Linked DNA regions of Homo sapiens: regions 1, 3 and 4 are each linked to region 2. The links are chromatin contacts, found by Hi-C or POLR2A ChIA-PET in ENCODE. All regions are on one chromosome and are shown on one strand. Each heading gives the region's core, a stretch centred on a gene start or an enhancer-like site at or near the end of the contact. The rest is flanking DNA. Distances are from core to core; before and after follow the strand shown. Region 1 has its middle 23 kb from the start of FOXE1. Region 2 overlaps PTCSC2 (papillary thyroid carcinoma susceptibility candidate 2). Region 3 holds the start of XPA (XPA, DNA damage recognition and repair factor). Region 4 holds the start of TRMO (tRNA methyltransferase O).

The links. Hi-C counts contacts between places; a loop is a spot of excess contacts on that map. ChIA-PET counts read pairs that join two places held with the same protein, here RNA polymerase II (POLR2A). Pooled maps may share reads with other maps.
Region 1: a map of mammary epithelial cell shows a loop between it and region 2 (5-fold over the local background). The contact joins two enhancer-like sites. A Hi-C loop is called at or near these places in 4 of 168 maps with a recorded cell type or tissue (MCF 10A, PC-9, mammary epithelial cell and 1 more) and 4 of 50 pooled maps. POLR2A ChIA-PET finds 5 or more read pairs at or near these places in 5 of 52 experiments (HEK293T, Panc1, RWPE1 and 2 more).
Region 3: a map of naive thymus-derived CD4-positive, alpha-beta T cell shows a loop between it and region 2 (12-fold over the local background). The contact joins the promoter of XPA here to the enhancer-like site in region 2. A Hi-C loop is called at or near these places in 6 of 168 maps with a recorded cell type or tissue (CD4-positive, alpha-beta T cell, CD8-positive, alpha-beta T cell and naive thymus-derived CD4-positive, alpha-beta T cell), 4 of 37 single-sample maps with no recorded cell type and 14 of 50 pooled maps. POLR2A ChIA-PET finds 5 or more read pairs at or near these places in 2 of 52 experiments (Panc1 and naive thymus-derived CD8-positive, alpha-beta T cell).
Region 4: a map of B cell shows a loop between it and region 2 (35-fold over the local background). The contact joins the promoter of TRMO here to the enhancer-like site in region 2. A Hi-C loop is called at or near these places in 2 of 168 maps with a recorded cell type or tissue (B cell and naive thymus-derived CD4-positive, alpha-beta T cell) and 8 of 50 pooled maps. POLR2A ChIA-PET finds 5 or more read pairs at or near these places in 4 of 52 experiments (AG04450, GM12878, K562 and 1 more).

Annotation. Positions count from the first base shown.
Region 1 is chr9:97,873,618-97,879,004 of GRCh38, reverse strand. No RefSeq gene overlaps it. Among named protein-coding and RNA genes, the nearest start is that of FOXE1, 23 kb to the right of the region's middle. RefSeq lists enhancers at 3,325-5,069, 778-5,069. Within about 2 kb of position 2,089, at least 8 of the 41 ENCODE cell types and tissues checked have a DNase peak (open chromatin) inside an H3K27ac peak, as active enhancers do; they include PC-9 and mammary epithelial cell, where a contact is called at or near this core.
Region 2 is chr9:97,800,057-97,805,255 of GRCh38, reverse strand. It overlaps PTCSC2 (papillary thyroid carcinoma susceptibility candidate 2), which reads left to right. Exons shown (of 11, transcript NR_147055.1): 5 at 866-1,005. Among named protein-coding and RNA genes, the nearest start is that of PTCSC2, 50 kb to the left of the region's middle. RefSeq lists a silencer at 1,286-1,855. Within about 2 kb of position 1,620, at least 15 of the 41 ENCODE cell types and tissues checked have a DNase peak (open chromatin) inside an H3K27ac peak, as active enhancers do; they include PC-9 and mammary epithelial cell, where a contact is called at or near this core.
Region 3 is chr9:97,695,517-97,700,367 of GRCh38, reverse strand. XPA (XPA, DNA damage recognition and repair factor) reads left to right here and starts at 3,028. Exons shown (of 6, transcript NM_000380.4): 1 at 3,028-3,247. The coding sequence starts at 3,076. It overlaps PTCSC2 (papillary thyroid carcinoma susceptibility candidate 2), which reads left to right. Exons shown (of 11, transcript NR_147055.1): 11 at 297-743. It also overlaps the pseudogene KRT18P13. RefSeq lists a silencer at 2,867-2,966 and enhancers at 3,517-3,566, 3,577-3,636.
Region 4 is chr9:97,919,075-97,924,193 of GRCh38, reverse strand. It overlaps TRMO (tRNA methyltransferase O), which reads left to right and starts at 1,694. Exons shown (of 5, transcript NM_016481.5): 1 at 1,694-1,776. The coding sequence starts at 1,701. RefSeq lists an enhancer at 1,642-2,091.

The sequences.
Region 1 (5,387 bases), core at 840-3,339, 73 kb before region 2:
GAGTAGGCTAGGCCAAGGGACCACAGGCTTTTGTTAAAAAAATCCTTTTAATACTATTTTATTTTTATCTCTTTGTTTCTTTGTTTTTCCTGAGACAGGGTCTCACTTTGTCACTCAGGCTGGAGTGCAGTGGTGCAATCTTGACTCACTGCAACCTCTGCCCCCTGAGTTCAAGTGATTCTTGTGCCTCAGCCTACCAAGTAGCTGGGATTACGGGCATGCACCACCATGCCCGGCTAATTTTTGTATTTTTAGTAGAGACAGGGTTTCACCACGTTGGCCAGGCTGGTCTCGAACTCCTGGCCTCATATGATCCACCTGCCTTGGCCTCCCAAAGTGCTGGGATTACAGGCGTGAGCCACTGTGCCCAGCCAATACTATTTTATTGTAAAAACACTTTATAAATATTACCTTGTGAAAAAAAAAACACTGCCAACTTAATTTATAAAAATAAAGCAAAAGGGCCAGGTGCAGTGGCTCATGCCTGTAATCCCAGCACTTTGGGAGGCCGAGGCGGGTGGATCACCTGAGGTCGGGAGTTCAAGACCAGCCTGGCCAACATGGTGAAACCCCATCTCTACTAAAAAATACAAAAATTAGCCAGGAATCGTGGCACGCACCTGTAATCTCAGCTACTCAGGAGGCTGAGGCAGGCGAATCGCTTGAACCTGGGAGGCAGAGTTTGCAGTGAGCTGAGATTGTGCCATTGCATTCCAGCCTGGGTGACAGGGCAAGACTCCATCTCAAAAGAAAAAAAAAAGTTTCAGCTACATCTTCCTTTTGCATGCCTGTCTCTGCCTCTGCCACCAATCTCCCCAAGGGTGGGAACCCTTTCTTTTTTTCTTTTCTTTTTCTTTCTTTCTTTTCTTTTCTTTTCTTTTTTTTTTTTTTGAGATGGAGTCCCGCTCTGTTGCCCAGGCTGGAGTGCAGTGGTGCAATCTCGGCTCAGTGCAACCACCTTCCTGGTTCAAGCGATTCTCCTGCTTCAGCCTCTTGAGTAGGTGGGACTATAGGCGCCTGCCCCGACACCTGGCTAATTTTTGTATTTTTTAGTAGAGATGAGGCTTCACTATGCTAGCCAGGCTGGTCTCGAACTTCTGACCTTGTGATCCGCCTGCCTCGGCCTCCCAAAGTGCTGGGATTACAGGCATGAGCCACAGAGCCTGGCCATTCTTTTGTATTTTTATTCGAGCCAGGGTTTTACCATATTGGTCAGGCTAGTCTCGAACTCCTGACCTCAGGTGAGCCACTTGCCTCTCCCTCCCAAAGTGCTGGGATTACAGGCGTGAGCCACTGTGCCCAGCTGGGTGAGAACCATTTCTTAGATCCATCTTCTTTCTTCTTCTCCAGAGACCCACACAGGACCACATGCTGCTAAACACGCAGAAAAAAATGTTGAACAGAATGGCATTCTGCCCTCTTTGCTTGCAGTGGGCTCGCTCTCATCTAACAGCCGCTCATTCTTCCCACGTGTCCAGCCTGGTAGATTTGTGCTGTAGCATGCACTGCTTCAGTCCTGAGAGACTGGCCAGATTCCAGGGCCCTTGTACTCACTGCTTGATGAAGCCAGAGGAATGCCTGCAGCGGATGAGCACATTCCCAACCAGTGTGCAAATAGTAATGAAATCACTGCAGCTTCCTGTGGGGAGTCAAACACCATGACCCTAACCCCAGCAAGAAGATGCTGATGGGTACATTAATAGACATGGATTTTCCAGGATGCAGAGTCCTTGCATTTCACTCTGTCCTGGATCATTACCATTAAATTATAGCGTTATCTTTTTCTTTGACTTTTCAGTATCGTGAGATTGCAAGAAAAGGTTTTCTTAGATCTTCACTTGCTCAACAAGGAAATGGGATGCCGTGGGAAGTTATGAGTTCCCTGCCTGGGGTGCTCGATAACTGATTGGCAGGGATGTTGTGGAGGCGGAGAGGAGGACTCCAACCCCAGGATGCTATGAGTCTTTAGTGCCCATTGTCCCTAGGACGCCACCAGAGGTACGCAATCTGATGCGGATTTCGCAACACAGCTTCTGAGGTTAGTGATGCAAGTTCATTCAGGAGAAAACTGTGTGGCTGGTGAGATAGACCCAGGCTGTTGAGGCTGCTGCTGGGGCTAGAAGGGTCTGACTCATGCTTCGCAGCCCGTGCCAGCATTTCAGAGGGAAGCGATGTTGTCTCTTGTTCTTCCTCCGCTCATCCCCTAAGCCAGGCGTCTGGTCTTCAGCCCTTGTCTCTTTCATTGCACACAACCACCTGAGAAATCTCAGCCACCCCCCAGCCTCAACCCCCATCTCTGTGATAACTCCTAACTCTGTCTACAGCCTTGACCTCATCCCTAAGCAACAGACTCATATAGCTAACAGTTTATTGGACATCTTCATCTCATTGTCCTACATTTCAAACATGATGTTATAAAATTGGGATGTTTTCTCCTGGCTTCAAATCTGAAGTCCCTCATCCAGCCAGCCACCCCATACAGAAACCTTCCTCCATCTCCCTCTTAAGTTCATTTCTACCTTGTGTGCAAGTCCTGTGTATTCCACTTCTATGGCGTCTCTTCTTATTGGCCTTTTTCATTCTAGCTCTATTACCACTGATTTCATTCCTGCCAGAGTGAGTATACTTCAACCCAAGTGGGACTCCACCTCCACCAGGTGGTCATTCCCCTAAAAAAAAAAAAACAAGCATAAAACACAAAAAGACTGACAATACCAAGTGTTGACAAGAATATAGAGCAATGAGAACTCCTGTGCATCCCTGGTGGGCGTGTACATGGGTAGAACAACTTTGGGAAACTAGAAGTATCTACTCAAGTAGATATATGCATAGCCCACAACCCAGCAATTCCACTCCTAGATATGCATGCAACAGATTTACCCCCAGAGGAGCACGTAAAGGCATGTGCAGGAAGGTTTACAGCCCCAAACTGGAAACTGCACAAAGCTCATCAACAATTGCAGTGCATCCATACAATGGGATATCAACCAGCAATGAGCAAGAACAAAGTGCATTTATGTCTAACAACATGGGGGAGTCTTGCAAACATATGTGGAGTGAAAAAAGCCACACACAAGAAAATAGTGAAAACTAGTTTATGATGTTAGGATGGTTATTTTTCTTGTATGTAAGTAGTTCCTGAAAGAGGCCAGAGTGGATCTCTGGAGTTTTAGTAATAATTTGTTATTGTTTTAATCTGAGTGCTATTACGTAGATGCGGTCAGTTTGTGAAAAATTTTGTACTTTTCTATACATATGTTACATTTCAATAAAAAGTTTACTAAAACACATCCACCTATGCATACACACTGAAAAAACAAAATCTCTTCCATGGTTCCTCATGCCCTGAGGAGAAACTTCCAGACCCTAACAGAACACTCATAGATCTCCATGATGTGACCCTGCCTGCCAGGCCACACCCTTCCCATCAGTACTATGTGTGCCACGCACTAGACCATTCTCCTTGCTGATCTCTGTGCTACTCCTTCAGCCTGAATCCCTCTGTCCACCTGGCTCTGTCTGAAGATGCCACCTCCTCCGTGAGGCCTCTTCTGATTTCTGAGACCACACATGCTGCTTTTCTTTCTCACACAGCTCTGAGCTCTTTCTGCTTGCATGTGTTCCCTTGACTGAAGGCAGCATGCCATGAAAACGCAGCCCAGGGAGAGATTTGTGTGGTCTCAGAAATCAGGAGAGGCCTCACAGAGGAGGTGGCGTCTTCAGACAGAGCCAGGTGGACAGAAGAATTCCAGGCTGAAGGAAGAGCACAGAGACCTGCGCAGAGAATGTGGAGTGGGCTGGTAGATGGCACACATGCCCCAGGTGGGCAGGAGGGGGCCTGCTAGACAGGGTCACATCATGGAGGGCAGAAGGTAAACCTCCTCGAGGTGGCAGAAATGGTGCCTGGTTCATCTTTGTAGACCCTGCTAGGGCCAGTGCTGTGCCTGGTACAGTGCTTGAGCTAACAAATGTTTGAGAAATGATTGAATGTATGCTCTGAGTTAAGCTGTAGTCCACAGTGCCAGAAAGCCAAGACACCCAGTGTGCCTGCAAACAAGCTTCTGCCGAGAGCCAAGTCCCTTTGGAACCAAACACATCCTGTAGTCCTTTATTGGCTGCTGACAGCCAGGTCGATGTAAATGTGTTGTGCAGCATTGTGGGCGTGTCCAATTAGACTCAGTGAGATGGAGCAGCCCAACTAACATGAATAAGCTGTGCAAATATGTGGTTAATGACCATGTCGCTCCGTGTCAATTCTTAATCCCGGATAATTAGCAGATAGATAATTGGTGGAAAAAGGGGAGGTGCTGATGGATGGCCCATCACTTGGGTGAAGCTAATGATCCTCTATGGATTAAGACCCACCCTCTGTAAGTGTTGATGGCTCTTATTTGAAATGCTCCTTTTGAAAGGGCCTAGATCCAAGAAAAGGTGTCAGGAACTCCAGAGCTGGGCGTTGGCATCAGGACTAATTCCCTGGGCTGCTTCCATGAAAGGTGGGCTGACATGTCCCGCTGCTGCCAGCCTTGTGCAGGCAGCCAGAGTCCTGGGCTACTCCTGACTTGCTGGGTAATCCCAAGGAGGGCCTTTTTCCTCTCTTAGTTTCATCGTTTGTCTAATAGCAAAGAGCGGGAAGGCTGGGGTGGGTGTGCTGACTTGAGAATCCACTGTAGATGAGAGTTTCCCTCACCTGCCCCTCCTTAACTACATTGGAGGTGTGTCATTCGCTGCCATTGAAATGGTTTGGGTGGACTAGCTGGCCTTGATGATAGGGTGCGGTGGAGGGGACATGCAGGGGTTGAAAGCAGACACCTGAGATGGAAGCTTGTGGTACCTTATGTGATTTGAGGCAGGGCCAGCTAGCCGTCCACCAGGATGGGTGCATCTGGTGCCACAGGGTGAGTCATCACTGCACAACAATTGCTCAGCCAGCAACTCCATTTCCCAGGCCCCTTTGCACTAAGTCAGGTACAGTACAGTGTTTCCTGTTGTTGACAGCTGGCATTTGTTCCGATTGGCTGGGTGTCCACTCCGACTGGTTGGTGCGTGTGCTGAACTAGCCAAAAAGTATTTTTTCTTTTTTTGGTTTTAAGGAGCAAAAAGTTTAATAGGCAAGAAAGAAGGAAGAAAAAAGAGACCAGCTCCCTCATACAAAGACAAGGGAGGAGGACTTGGAACAAAGAGAAACCCTGTGTGCAGCACAAAGGCAGTCCATTATATAGGGAGGCTGGAGGAGGCAGTGTCTGGTTTGCATAGGTCTCAGGGGATTGGTTTGACCAGGTGTGTCATTCACGTAGCCCATGAACAACCTGGCCTTCCCACCTTAGCCCTTTAATATGCAAATGTCGGTCGCCATGATGTTCTGAACACATGGTGTTATCTGGAGG
Region 2 (5,199 bases), core at 371-2,870:
TTTTTTTTTTTTTGAGACGGAGTCTCCCTCTATTGCCCAGGTTGGAGTGCAGTGGCGCAATCTGGATTCACTTCAACCTCTGCCTCCTGAGTTCAAGCGATTCTCCTGCCTCAGCCTCCCGAGTAGCTGGGACTACAGGAGCGTGCCACCATGCCCGGCTAGTTTTTTTGTATTTTTAGTAGAGACGGGGTTTCACCATATTGGCCAGGCTGGTCTCAAACTCCTGACCTTGTGATCCGCTCGCCTCGGCCTCCCAAAGTGTTGGGATTACAGGCGTGAGCCACCGCGCCCAGCCACTTCTCCTTTTTTAATTTAACATTTTTTATTTTGGATGACGGGTATTTATTATTTTTATATAATTCTTTGAGTCTTTTTGTCCTGCATACTTTCAAGGTTTAAAAAGGGGAAGGAGGAAAGCAGGGACTCTCAGGCCAGATCCAAAGAGTGGCTCCCCTATGGAACTGTCTTTGGGCACCCCAGACTTGAGCCTGAGCAAGTGACTAGCTCTGCTTCCTTCCCAAGGTTGGACTACAATCTCAAAGTGTTGGTGTAGAATGAGGCCCCACTGCAAGTGGCTGCCCCCAGGACCAAGCTTACCTGCCCTCCTCTTGCCTCAGTTCCTTACTTGTTGGTTGGGACAGCAACACCACCTTAAAGCCCTGGGGAGGACTGGCCTCAAAGGCTCAAAGAAGGTGCTGGGTGACTGCAGCTCCTGTCAGACCTCCCTGGGTTGTGTGTGCACCTGTGTGTATGTAGTGTGATGTATGTGTATATGTGTGTGCCTATGTGTGTATGTGTGATCACACTTCTAGGGATCCTGGTGTAAGGTCAGGATACCCTGTCCCACTCCATCCCTCTCTAACAGCAGCTCCAAGGACCATGGCCCCAGGAACTAGGCACAAGTGACAGGAGACACTTGCTATGTCTAAACCCAGTGCACCCTCAGCCCGGCCTCGCCTTTTCAAGGACGGCTAGCACAGGCCATCATCCTGGCCCACGATGAAGGTGAGCATCAAACTCCAATTTCTGAAGAGGAAACTGAAGACCAGAGAGGGGAGGTAAACATCCCAAAGTCACCAGCAAGTCAGTGGGAGACACAACTTTAACCCTAGTTTTGACTGGCAGTCTGTGGGCATCGAGGCCACCATTCCATGTACCTAATGTGTGTCTGGCAGTGTTCCAGGCCTCACCTGCATCATTTCTAATCCTCTCAACCAGAGGATCAGAGAGGTGGCGTTTTTACCCCTAGTACACAGAGGAGGCGCTTGGGGTTCAGAGGCACGTGTGGAACTAGACCGACGCCACTCACCCCAGCAGGTGGCCAAGCGGGATGGGAGCGCGGGTCTCCCCATCCCCAGCGGTGACGGGCGGCGGCTCTTTCCTGAAGAATGGGGCGGCGTCCGCAACGGGAACCGCTGGAGGCGCTCCCCGGGACCCTGGCCCGCCCTCGCCCCCGCGCATGCCTGGCCGCTGAGGCGTGAGAGCCGCCGCCCGGGGCCTCCCCCCGCGCGCCTTGCACAACCGGCCCAGGTAAGTGCTGCGTCTCTGGGCAATTATCGCCCTCCCGCCGCCGGGGCTGGCCGCGCACAGGGCCCACGGCCAAGGCACTCGCAGCCACCCAAGGAGAGCTGCACGGTCTACGACGGCCGCCAGCGCGCGCGATTTCACAAGGCCCGGGAGCGGGGACGGGGCGGGGCGGCGGGGGCGGTGACGTCACGCGCAGCCACGCCCCGCGGTTGCCCCGCCCCCGCGCTGGGCCGGGCCTGGGGAGGAAGCGATGCGAGGCCACCTGTCCACCTGCGCCGCTTCGTCCTTCCTCCTCCTCCTCCCTGTCAGCTGTTTTTCTTTCTTCCCATCTCCCATCTCTTCCTTTTTATCCCTCTCATTCCTCCCTCTTTCCGTCCGTTTCCTTCTCCCTTCCCCATCTCCTTCCTTTTAATTTTCCTTTTCTCCTCCCTCCCGCCTTCCTTCTCTCTGCTTCCTTTCTCTTCCTCCCTCCCTCCTTCTCTTCCGCCTGCTTCCTTTCTTTCTCCTCTCTCTCCTTTCTTCCTTTCCTCCTCTCCTTTTTCTTTTTCTTTTATTTTCTTTCTTTCTTTTTTTTCTGAGACGGAGTCTCCCTCTGTCGCCCAGGCTGGAGGGCAATGGCGCGATCTCGGCTCACTGCAACCTCCGCCTCCCGGGTTGAAGCGATTCTCCTGCCTCAGCCTCCCGAGTAGCTGGGATTACAGGCTCCCGCCACCACGCCCGGCTAATTTTTTTGTGTTTTTAGTAGAGAAGGGGTTTCACCATGTTGGCCAAGCTGGTCTTGAACTCCTGACCTCGTGATCCACCTGCCTTGGCCTCCCAAAGTGCTGGAATTACAGGCGTGAGCCACCACGCCCGGCCTCATTTCTTTTAAACATGTATTTTAATATTTTTAATTGTTGTGGAGAACATGTCACATGAAATTTACCATCTTAACCATTTTAAGTGTGCAGTTCAGTAGTGTTAGCTGTATTCACATTGTTGTGCAGCAGAGCTCTAGAACTTTTTCATCTTGCAAAACAGACTTTATACCAATTAAACAACTCCCCATCCCACCGCCCCTCCTAACCATTATTCTACTTTGTGTTTCTTCTGTTCTTTTTCCCTTTTGGGGCCTTTGTTTCTTTTCCTTTATCTCTCCCTTTTCTTCCCCTCCCTCTCTCCTTCTCTCACTTCTATAAAACCTAATGGCCCCGCTGCCTGGGCAGCCCTCTCCGGCCTCTGCCTGGACTGGGCCAGTGGGCCTGTCAGCAAGGCTGTTAGAGTTTGGTGAATCATCATTCTTACCTGATGTGTCAGGGCCAGTGGGAGGCCCCTGGAAGCCTCACTTGGCTTTTCACTGGTAGGCAAACACGTCCAGCAAGAAACTTCTGCCAGGAAGAGTTAATTAGGAGAGAGGCCCCGACTCCCCCAGAGTAAGAGGGTCGGCCTGGGAACCCCTCTCTTCCCTGGGCCTTCTCCAGCCCTGGGGCTCCCCTTCTAGACGGTAGAAGACAGCCACGATGATGCTGATGGGGGTGATAACTTGGACTGACACAAAACGCGTTTCTATAGACATTATCTCATTCTTGTTCTCACAATAATCCTAGGAGGTAGGTGTTATCATTCCCATTTTACAGCTGAGGAAACCAAGCCTCAGAATTCTAAGTGAAGGGATTTGCCTATGGCCACAAAGCTGCTCAGCTGCAGAGTTGGGAAGCTGGGGGACGCAGGTTTGTATCACAAAAGCAGGAAAAATGTGGCTAGATCAGAGTGCAAAACACTACAAAAATGATTTGCTCCTTCGTCTGTGTTCCCATAGTGCTTTGTTTAGACTCCTGGTTGTGGACTGTACCTGATGGGTTTCTCCATCAGCTGGGCATAGACAAGGGATATTGAATGAACAAGTGGTAGAGGTATCTGATAGCATGCATAGCAAGTGAAAAGGAAGAACGTTGGTTTCTAGGCAGCTAAGAGACTTTTTTTTTTTTTTGAGACAGAGTTTCGCTCTTGTTACCCAGGCTGGAGTGCAATGGCGCGATTTCAGCTCACGGCAACCTCTGCCAGTTAAGAGACTTTTTAATCAAATAGAGCTGCCACCCAGATGTCCTTGGGGTTTCTGGAATTTTGGCCGTCCATACTGGGAATGTATTGAGAGAATAAGGTGTGGCTGGAGTTGCAGTTCTCCCACTTTTTCTGGGTAGGACCTCTGGTTCATGGGACAGTTCACATTCTTTGAGCAAGTTCTGTTTCAATCTCTTTGCAATATGTTGGTGTGGAAATAATTTTTAGTATCACAGGTAATCGTGGAAGATAGTTAATGTTCACCAATTATCCAATTCTCTTTTACTTCTAAGTATGTGGATGCATATACTCTTCTGTCCCCTTGAAATAAAGCATGGTCATGTGACTATTTTTGGCTGATAAATGTGATTAAAAGGAGTTGTTCCTATCTTTTGGCTATTGTGAAGACTGCTACTATGAACATTGGTGTATAGGCTTTGGTTTAGACACTTGTTTTCAATTATTTGGGATATATACCTAGGAATGGAATTGCTGGGTCATATGTAATTGTATGTTTAATGTTTTGAAGAACCACCAAACTGTCTTCCATAGTGGCTGCATCTTGTTACATTCCCACCAGCAAGGTACAAGGGTTCCAATTTCTACATATCCCTGCCAACACTTGTTATATCTTCCCGTTTTTTGGATAATAGCCATTCTAATCGATATGAAGTGGTATCTCATTGTGTTGCCTTTGTTTCTGAAAGATACTTTTACTGTGTGTGAAGTTCTCGGTTGACATTTTTACATTAAAGATTTTTTCCCCACTGTCTTCTAGCTTGCATTTTCTTCCAATAACAAATCTGCTGTCATCTTTATCTTTGTTCCCACTGTATATAATATGTGTCTTTCTCTGACTACTTTTTAGATTTTTCCTTTATCATTTGTTTTGAAATGTGCCTTGGTGTCATTCTTTTGTTTGGAATTCACTGGGCTTCTTAGATCTTTGCATGTATACTTTCCAACTTTTGGGAACTTTTGACCGTTCGTTTTTAAACACATTTGTTGAGATATAATTTATCTACCATACAATTCACCCATTTAAATGTACAATTAACTGTATATTATTATATGTGTTGATGATGTGCACCCATCACTGCACTCAATTTTAGAATGTTTTCATTATCCGAAAGAGAAACCCTGTTCTTTTTGGCCATCATCTCCCAACCCTCCTCACCACCTTCCACCTCCCTACTTCAGGCAAGCACTATTCTACTTTCTGTTTGTACAGATTTGCCTATTCTAGATATTTCACATGAAGAAAGCATACAATATGTGGCCATTGACCGGCCTGCCTTTCTTTCCCTCCCTCCCTCCCTCCCTCCCTCCCTCCCTCCCTTCCTTCCTCCCTTCCTTTCTCTCTGCCTTTCTTTCTCTCTTTCTTTCTTTCTTTTTTGAGATGGAGTTTTGCTCTTGTTGCCCAGGCTGGAGTGCTGTGGTGTGATCTTAGCTCACCACAACCTCCGCCTCCTGGGTTCAAGTGATTCTCCTGCCTCAGCCTCCCGAGTAGCTGGGATTACAGGCATGCGCCGCCATGCCCGACTAATTTTTGTAGTTTTAGTAGAGACGAGGTTTCACCATGTTGGCCAGGCTGGTCTCGTACTCCTGACCTCAAGTGATCCGCCTGCCTCG
Region 3 (4,851 bases), core at 1,779-4,278, 110 kb after region 2:
GATCTTCAAGGACTGGACTATACATCTCAGCTCCGTGAGCATCATCCCAGCAGCTCCAACCTCGGTGGACTGCGTGGTGACCACTGAGGTGCTCTCCTCAATCTGCTGAGACCAGTATTTGTCCAGCTCCTCTCAGTTCTTCCGAGCCAGCTCATCATATTGGGGCCGGATGTCTGCCATGATCTTGGCAAGGTCCCGAGACTGGGGGCATCTACCTCCATGGTCAACCCAGAGCTGGCAATCTAGGCTTGTAGGCCTTTTGTAATGCCCAACCTCATTTTTCCTTTTTCACCTAGGCTTGTTTCCACCTGAACAGACTCTCCCTTAGCTAAGAGAACCAGACAAACTCCATCTTGGCTCTTTCACTGGCAGCCCCTTCCTCAAGGACTTAACTTGTGCAAGCTGACTCCCAGCACATCCAAGAATGCAATTAACTGATAAGATACTGTGGCAAGCTATATCCACAGTCCCCAAGAATTCATCTGTTTGATAACGCCCAAAGCCCTGCATCTATAACCTTGTAATAGTCTTAAAGCCCCTGCATCTGGAACTGTTTACTTTCCTGTAACCATTTATCCTTTTAACTTTTTGACTACTTAACTTCTGTAAAATTGTTTTAACTAGACGACCCCCCCTTTCTAAACCAAGGTATAAAAGTTAATCAAGCCCCTTCCTCGGGGCCGAGAGAATTTTGAGCGTTAGCCGTCTCTCGGTCGCCGGCTAATAAAGGACTCTTAATTCATCTCAAAGTGTGGCGTTTTTTTAACTCGCTCGGGTACAACACTTTTACTTCCTCTTCGTGGTTCTTCTTCATGAAGAGCAGCTCCTCCTTGAGAGCTTCGATCTCTGTCTCCAGCTGCAGCCGAGTGACACTGGTGTCATCAGTGACCTCCGGAGCCCATGGATGTGGCTCTCCACAGACTGGCGCATGGCCAGCTCTGTCTCATACTTGACTCTAAAGTCATCAGCAGCAAGACCAGCATTGTCAATCTGCAGAACAATGCAGGCATTGTCCACAGTATTTGTGAAGATCTGAGTCCTCAGGCCCTCAATGGTCTTGAAGTAATGGCTCATCTCTGACCTGGGGTCCCTTCTTCTACAGGTGCTCCTGGATTTTACTCTCCAGCTTCCAGTTCTTGGCCTCCAGGCTCCTCATTCTGTCCAGGTAGGAGGCCAGGCAGTTGTTCAGGTTTTGCACGGTCTCCTTCTTGTTCTGGATGCCTCTCATTCCTGCCAGACCCCTGGCCATCCCCGCGGCCAGGCCCCCGGAACCCATGCTGCTCAGGTAGCTGGTGGAGCGGGACATGGAGATCCGGGAACCAGAGCCCCCGTGCCTGTACAGACGCTGGCTATGCTGCTGACCAGCCGGACACCGTAGCTGGGTGCCTGGACAGAACCCAGGGACCGGTAGTTGGTGGAGAAGGTGGAGCGAGTGGTGAAGCTTATGCTGTCCAGGGAGGAGAGTGAGAGGACAGGACTCAGGCTTTGCCGACGACTTTAATTTTTTTTTGAGACAAGATGTTATTGTGTTGCCCAGGCTGGAGTGTAGTGGTGCCATCACAGCTCACTGCAGCCTTGACCTCCTGAGATGGGTTCTTGTTACATTGCCCAGGTTGGTCTTGAACTCCTGGTCTCAAGCAATCCTCCTGTGTTGGCCTCCCAAAGGGCTGGGATTACAGACATGAGCCACTGCACCTTGCCAATTATTATTATTTTTTAATAGTGACAGGGTCTCACTGTGTTGCCTCAGCTTGTCTTGAACTCATGACCTCAAGTCATCCTCCTGCCTTGGCCTCCCAAACTGTTGAGATTACAGGTGTGAACCACTGTGCCCAGCCTAGTTTTTAATTTTAATGAAGTCCAGCTTTTTTTCTTTTGTTGCTTGTGCTTTTGATGTTATGGAATTTGAAATAGTTTCACCTGGGCAAGATTGATGGGTAGGGAGAAAGAAGGATCTGAGGGGAAGGGAGATGGGGATGGCTTGAGATTCTATCTCCAATTCAACCTAAGATTTCAGCAGGTAACTGCTTTATACGAGGTTTTGCAGCTTTATGTATATATGACCGATAAATTAGAACACTGAATTGTGTTTCTGAAAGGTTAACCATTGAACATTAGTGGGAAACATCAGTGTGTGAGGTTGTCTTTCTAAAAGCCAGTCCTAAATGGTACATGTAGTAATTAGAAGTTAATGTTTTCTGGTTTCAATTAAGCATTATTTGTAACAAAGGGAAAGCATACATTTTTGGGAAAGCCTGCTATGTTTCTTTTGTTACACTAGCCACACTTTTGGGAAGTCAGGATATTTGGCCCAGATCCAAACCCACTGTCTACCTGGCAGTAGCTCATCCTCACTGAAGGAATATTCCATGGGAAAGATAGCCAACCTTATGCATATCAGCCTTGGAGCAAGTCCTGCATTTGCCTGAGGTCACACAGCAAGTTAACTGGGAGTTTCAACCCAGGTCTTCTCATTTTAAATCTAAGGCTGTGTCTCTAGGCCGTGTATCCAACATAAAATCAGGACTATCATCTGTTGGGCTCTATGACTGGCACTACTACTACTCACTGTTACCATTTTTTGAGGTCTTCTACGTGCCAGGTTATTGTCCTGGCAATCTAATCCTCCCAAAGACTCGGTAAATGGTTCCATAATTATCCTCATTTTACCACTGAAGAAACTGAACTCTGGTTAAATAACTTGCCCAAGGTCACACAGACTTTAACTGTCAAGAGCTCAGACTTAACCCAGGCCTGACTCCAAAGCCTATACTCTGAATCACCAAGCGAGACCTATTTTAAAGGTGACCAGGTCGTGAGATATGATCTCAGCACGGACCCTTCTCCCGGATGACAAGAGAGCAGGTAGTTAGGCGGGTACTCCGTGTCCGCGCATACCCAGACTCCGCCCAGCGCCCGGGCAGGCCACCCCGAGCCCCTTAACTGCGCAGGCGCTCTCACTCAGAAAGGCCGCTGGGTGCGGGGAGCGCAGAGGCGGTGCAGGGCGGCTGGCTCGCCTCGGCGTGCAGTGCGCGTGCGTGGAGCTGGGAGCTAGGTCCTCGGAGTGGGCCAGAGATGGCGGCGGCCGACGGGGCTTTGCCGGAGGCGGCGGCTTTAGAGCAACCCGCGGAGCTGCCTGCCTCGGTGCGGGCGAGTATCGAGCGGAAGCGGCAGCGGGCACTGATGCTGCGCCAGGCCCGGCTGGCTGCCCGGCCCTACTCGGCGACGGCGGCTGCGGCTACTGGAGGTTTGGGCCGCGTCCGCGCTTTCCCCTTCCCTCTCCCCGCCTCCCCGGTCCCCAGACTGGCTCGTGCAAGCCGAGTCCCGGGGCCCGGGGGTCGCGTCAACTCCGCTGGCGTATGTGTGCAGATTCTCCCCGAGTCGGAGAGGGAATCCGCCCAGCCAGCCGCCTTGTCAAAGCGTCCTGTCCACGACCACAGAGCGTTCCTCTGTCGCACGCGGGCCTCCTGACCCCCAGCCCCGGGCCTTCTTCGCTGCACCTCGGCTGCTGGCAGCTTCGATTTTTCGTTTAGGGATGCAGCCGCCCCGGCCGGGAGGTGTCAGCCACTGCCAGGTGTCAGGGCCTCAGCTGTCCCGGAAAGAGGAGTTAGACTAGTTCTTGATTCTGGCCTCTATACCTAGAACTAGTTGATGGAAGAGGCAGATCTTGGTGTTTGTTAGGGAGAGCTTTCAACAATTAGAGTTGCCAAAAGTGCAATGGATTGCTTCTCATGAGCTTCCCGTTACTAGAAGCGCTCAAATAGGAACTGGAAGAACGCTTACTTATGTGGAGGAGAGGAGATTCAGCAATCAGAATCTCCTACTCAGCAATCAGAAGAAGGGACTGGATAGTAAACCTTTAAGATTCTAATCCATAGATTCCATGAGTCTATTTCTTGGACATGTGACCTCTGCGATTTCTTGGCAAAAACTAGTTGCTCAAAACGTGTTTATTGATTGAAGTAAATTAAGGACTGATCTCTCATTGCAGATTATTCTCTTATAGAATTTGCCACTGGGGTCAACTAATAATCTTTAACAGGATACTTAAAATATAGTTTGGTTGACAGGCAGTTCTTCAGGGCTGCCTCTATAACATGAAGTACATGTGTTCCTAAAGCTCTATACTGCCCTTTGTCGAGCACAGTTTAGAGCTGTATTACTCTTTTTTATCAGCCAGATGTAGTGAGAGTGAGAAGAGTCTGAGGCTGGCAGCATGTCTTGATGTTCATACTAACACCGAAACTGCAAATTCCAGCTACTTTTGATGGTACTGGTCTCATCCTTTCTACTTTATAGTGGTTACCTTTTATTCCTTTCTAAACTTGAGGCACGCTAGAGTCAGACAGAAAGTTCATTTGCACTGATTAATTCATAGTCATGATTCCATAAAGGTTTCCAGGTCTACGACATGGCTGTGGAACGGAAGGTGCAAAATAGCAAAAACTGACATTAAATTAAACTTTTGATCATGGAAAGCAAGGTAGAATGAACATTCTTTAAGATTTCTTAGGCAGTTCCCCAAGAACTGAACTGTATTGTAGCATTGTGTACAACCCACCATGTTTCAAGAGTTAGGTAAGTGCTGAGATTTTTATCTTTGTGACACTTTTATTTCATGGTACTATACAATTTTCTTTTTCTCTGTGTGCCATGACATATGCCATGAAAGACTGAAAAAACTTGCTTAGAATACGAAGAGTGGTGCTAAGGTCCTGGGGAAACAGCAAGGCATAGCAGCAGAGAGAAATCGGACTTTGTTTTGGGCATGAGTTAGCATTGTTTAGGATCCTGCTCAAGTCATGGGCTCGACTACTCCAGCTTTCCCTCTTCTTAATTCTCATTGTGTTT
Region 4 (5,119 bases), core at 445-2,944, 120 kb before region 2:
ATAATCACATATAATTCCAGACAAGATAATAAGAACTTCAAATCATAGACTAAAAAATGTGCTGCATATTTAAGTTCCCGTTTTCAGTCAAGAGAAATTTTACCTATAAAAGAAGTAGCAATCTATTTCCCTAGTATATTCAAATCAGCTTTGCATTTCAGTACTTGTCACACTTGGTAATTACATATTTTTTTGTGTGATTAACAACGTCTACCATGCCCTCCAGGAGGGCAAATATCTCTTTAAATCTAGTCTTTCCACAGATAAAGCGGGACTATCATTTTTAGCAACACCACCATCTAGTGGCAAGCGCAGTAATTCTGGCCCAGTTTTATAAACACACACATACACACACACGCGCGCGCGCTATATATATATAAAACAATGATTTTCAAACTTGTTTCTCCAGCTGCACAGAGCTGTCCCTCCTAAAAAAAATGGCAGCCTTTTCCAAGTTGTCCTGTAAAAATGACCTGCCAAAAGACACTATATGAATTTGATCAGTTTTATCTTATTTTTTAAACCACAATCTTTAATTATTTGGCTCCTCCTGCTGGTTATTTTCTACCAGAAATCAATGACAAATGGACAGACATGGAAACATCTTTTCATGGTTGTTAGACTTTTCAATCTGTGACTCATATGCTTTTGAATATTTTATACTGCAGATGTTAACAGATAAAAAGATAAAAGATTTTAAAATTTCTCCCAGAAAGAGAATTATATACAGAGAAACTTACTAAAGGTGAGAGACAGCATTACAAGTGGGTAAAAGATAGGCTATCATTGCAAGGACAACTGGTCATTGCATGGGATTAAATGATTCTTGTTAGCTCTTAGCTTCTCAGAGCTGTCCAGAAACGACAATAATCCCCACAATGCACATGGCATGTTGACTCTTATAATTCCATTCTCACTTCAGTTCCGGTAAGGTGTGGAGCACAAGAAACAGTTCCCACTCCTTAACCCCTAGCACATAGTAGGGCTCCTTTATAACATCCACCACACTTGAAATAAGACTTATTTGGGGTTGTTTCTGACAAAGCATAACTTATATTATGGAAAAATTTCCCACCACCCAGGGATAATTTTTTTTTTTTTTTTTTTTTTTTTTTTTTTTTTTTTTTTGATACGAGGTCTCGCTCTGTCACCCAGGCTGGAGTGCAGTGGCGCGATCACGGTTCACTGCAGCCTCAAACTCCTGGGCTCAAGCGATCCTCCCGCCTCAATCTCCTGGGTAGCTGGGACCACAGGTGCCTGAGAATTCTTAACATTTCTTAACGTCCAGTCCTTCCGCTCTGTGTTAATTACATATACACATCCCTTAAAAATTAGGGTCATACTGGACGTATAGGTTACTTAATAATGTTTCGAGAGAGACATAGTTGCGAGTTCTTCATGGAGGTGTGTTCCCTCTCAAAAAGCGCGGGAAGCCGGAGTCGCATTCTACCCTAGGAGGGCGGGCAACTGTAGCAGCTGTGTGTAAGATAAACGAGATTGGGGTCCCGGAGGGGCACACGCCCGGGATAGGGTTCGAAGCCCCATGGAGAACTCAAAGCTTCCCTCAACGCCACCCTGCGCGCGCACATTCTCCTGGGTTCGCGGGACCTCGCCGGCGAGGCCACTGCGCATGCGTCAGGCATGGAGAGCGGAAGCGGAAGGTTGAATGCGTCGGGTGGGCACCTCAGCAACCAGTAGCCATGCGCGGCTTGGAGGAGTCGGGGCCTCGGCCTACAGCGACCCCGTGCGGCTGCGTTAAGCCGGCTCTGGAGACAGGTAACTTCCAACACCGGCGGTGCCACACTCTGGAGAGGTTTAGGCCCAGGCAGCGGACTTCGTTGCCGAGAGGGGTGTAAAACGCACGATCTGGAACTGACGTGCGTCATTCTTTTACCTACGGCGAAGGCACGGGTCACGTGCTGCGGAGACCACGTGATGTGCTTTGGCGAGCGGGATGACGTCATCTGGCTTGTTCCGCTTTGTTATAAGACTTGTACTGTCTGCGTAGTCTTGGCTCAGTAGCTGGAGCAGCTACGTGCAGCGTAGGGGCTTTTCTCTTAGGGGTTTCCTTGCCATAGCGTATGGGAGATGGTGTTAGGCGGGTTAGGAATTAATAAATGCCATAGAGAGGCATCCTGCGCTGTAGGAATGAGGACAGAGAAGGGGGAAAGTTTCTGGGGGAGAAAATAGTTTTAAATTGGGCCTAGAAAGACAAGGCATGAATTTGTTTCTCTTTACTCACACGTTTTCATAGAGGAATATATTAGCTTTAGAAACTGGAAAGCAAATGGAAGAAAATTAAAATAACCTGCCAGAGAAAGCCATTGTCAATATCTTGGTGTCTACCTTCCACGCTTGTTTCTTTGCATACACACTTGGAAAGTGAGGTACTATACGACCTGTTTAGTAACGTTAAAATAATTTAAAAAAAAATCTTAACAGGGCAGTTAATGTTAATTATAACACTTTGGGCCGGGCGCAGCGGCTCATGCCTGTAATCCCAGCACTTTGGGAGGCCGAGGTGGGCGGATCACGAGGTCAGGAGATCGAGACCATCCTGGCTAACACGGTGAAACCTCGTCTCTACTAAAAAATACAAAAAAATCAGCCGGGCGTGGTGGTGGGCTCCTGTAGTCCCAGCTACTCGGGAGGCTGAGGCAGGAGAATGGCATGAACCCGGGAGGCGGGCTTGCAGTGAGCCGAGATCGCGCCACTGCACTCCGGCCTGGGCGACAGAGCGAGACTCCGTCTCAAAAAAAAAAAAAAAAAATTAACACTTTGTTTTGTTATTATTAATTTTTGTAGAGGCAAGCTCTCACCGTGTTGCCCAGGCTGGTCTCAAACTCCTGGGCTTAAGCAATCCACCTGCCTTAGCCTCCCAAAGTTTTGGGATTACAGGCATGAGCCACTGCAACCAGCCTAACGCTTTGTTTTAGATATGTGCTCTAATTTAACCAGCTTCCTGTTACTGAGCATTTAAGTTATTGCCAGTTTGCATTGTTCTAAAAGAAAGCTCTTGAAGCCGAAATGTTTGTGTACATTCTAAAGTTTGAACTTTGTTAAATTTCTTGGAAGTGCTATTACCTGGCCAAATGTGCTTATTTAAAAAAAATTGTTGCACACTGCCGATTACAGGTCTCATATTTTGACAGGAAGGAAAACGCAGAAGCCAGGGCTCAGAAGTCTACACAGTATAGGTTTGGGGAGCTAGAAGTCTAAAGTGTTGGATGGAACAGGGAGGTGGGAACCTTTGGATTCTGATTGTGAAGAAACTTGAGTACCAGGCTAAGAAATACAAAGTCTGTTAACAGTGGAGAATATGAAAAGTTTAAAGTTAAAGAGTTAGCATAACACAAGAAACTCTAGGAGTGTTGAGGATTCGTCTAGAGTATTTTGAGAAGGGGAAGAACTTGCAGTGGGGACAGAAAGCCTAAGAAGGGTAATTTAATAGTACAGGTGGAAATGAAAAGGACCTGAACTTATTTTCAGAGCAAGACGTGTAGACAATCCTGTACACAAAAAACCCCACATTGATTGCTTGCTGGCTTTTTACTTATTACACAGTTAATACAGTTGTAATGTTTAAATGAGGAAAAAGCCTGAGCAGGGACTTTAAAAAGCACTCCTTGCTGGGCACCTTCTATTTTATTGGATGCTTTCCTATTTTATTAGTACTTTTACAGCTTTCCAAAGTAGGTAGTATCCCTTGTTTTATAGATGAGAAAACGGATTCAGAGAGAGAAGCTAGTTTTTCCCATGGTCACACAGCTAGTGTAGTGGCCCTGTGTTGTTTTTATCCTTTCTCCATTCTGAAACCAGTCCTAATTCTCTCATGCTCCTTTGAGGAACCACTTCTCCCCATTTCCATGAGGTTCTTGTGCTGGTTTTTGTCATACCTGTGCTTATTTATCTCTATCCCTGCAAAGGCACCTAGCTAGAATTGTTGATTTACTTGTCTTTCTCTGTCAATGTACTGGAAACCCTTGAGGACGAGAACTGGTTCATATTTGTACCCCAAGTCCTTAGCACAGTGCTTACCAAAATGGTAGGTGTTTACTGTTCTTTTGGGTTTTTGTTGTTGTCGTTTTGAGATAGGCAAGAAGAAGAAGACCAGAATTCCCCTTGGCAAACGGTGTCAGGTCTCTGCTTCAAATAGCATTTATATTTCATAGCATTATCCCCAGGAGGGCACAGAGAATGTATAAATATGTCCCAGAAGAGTTCAGACGTACTAGGATATGGATATTTGGTATTTTGAGAGTGGTCCCAAACATTTTAGAGTAGCAGAGTTAGAAGAACTCTTTCAAAGTAGCTCTTGAGTATACTTCCAGTTCATTGCTAATCCAGTGTTGTCTTGCTTATGTTCTTAAGGAGATGCACAAAGAGGATAGAAGTAAATCTAATTAGAGGATAGAAGTAAATCTAATTGGCAGCCACTTATATTTATCATATCATATGTGTAATCTGTGAAAAACAGGCATAGACTGATTTAGTGAAGTGATAAATCAGCTATAATATAAATTCCTAGGCCCCAAATCAAAGAGTCAAGGGCAGAAGTCTTTGATTACTTTACTGCTGACAGGACATTTCCCATGATATTGAAGCATGGTGTGATAGTCTCCTCAACTATTAAATTCCACTGTAGTAAGAGTTCTTGGTTTGTATCTTTTCTCCAAACTTAACACAATGTCTGGCAATTGTAGACACTTGGAAAATAGTGTTTCTCTCTTTCTTTTCTTTTCTTTCCTTTCTTTCCCTTTCCTCCCTTTCCTTTCTTTTCTTTCCTTTTTCTTTTCTCTTTTCTTTTCTTTTCTTTCTTTCTTTTTTTTTTCTTCTCTTTGTGGAGCAGAGCTAACTCATGGGCAGTGTGCCCAGAGTATCAGCCAGAAAATGTTTCTTGAACAAATGAAAAGAAGACACAGGGATTTTGTGGCTGGGCTAGGGGTCTTTTTTGGCCATTTATCTTCCAGACATAAAGAAGATATGCCAGGTCGTTTGGCCTCAGTTTCTTCATTTTTAAGATGTCTACTATATCTGTTCCATAGAAGCATGGATGAGGATTAAAAAGAAAAAACAAAAAACTAAAAACAATGCCTGTAAACATACTTGAACAAAAATT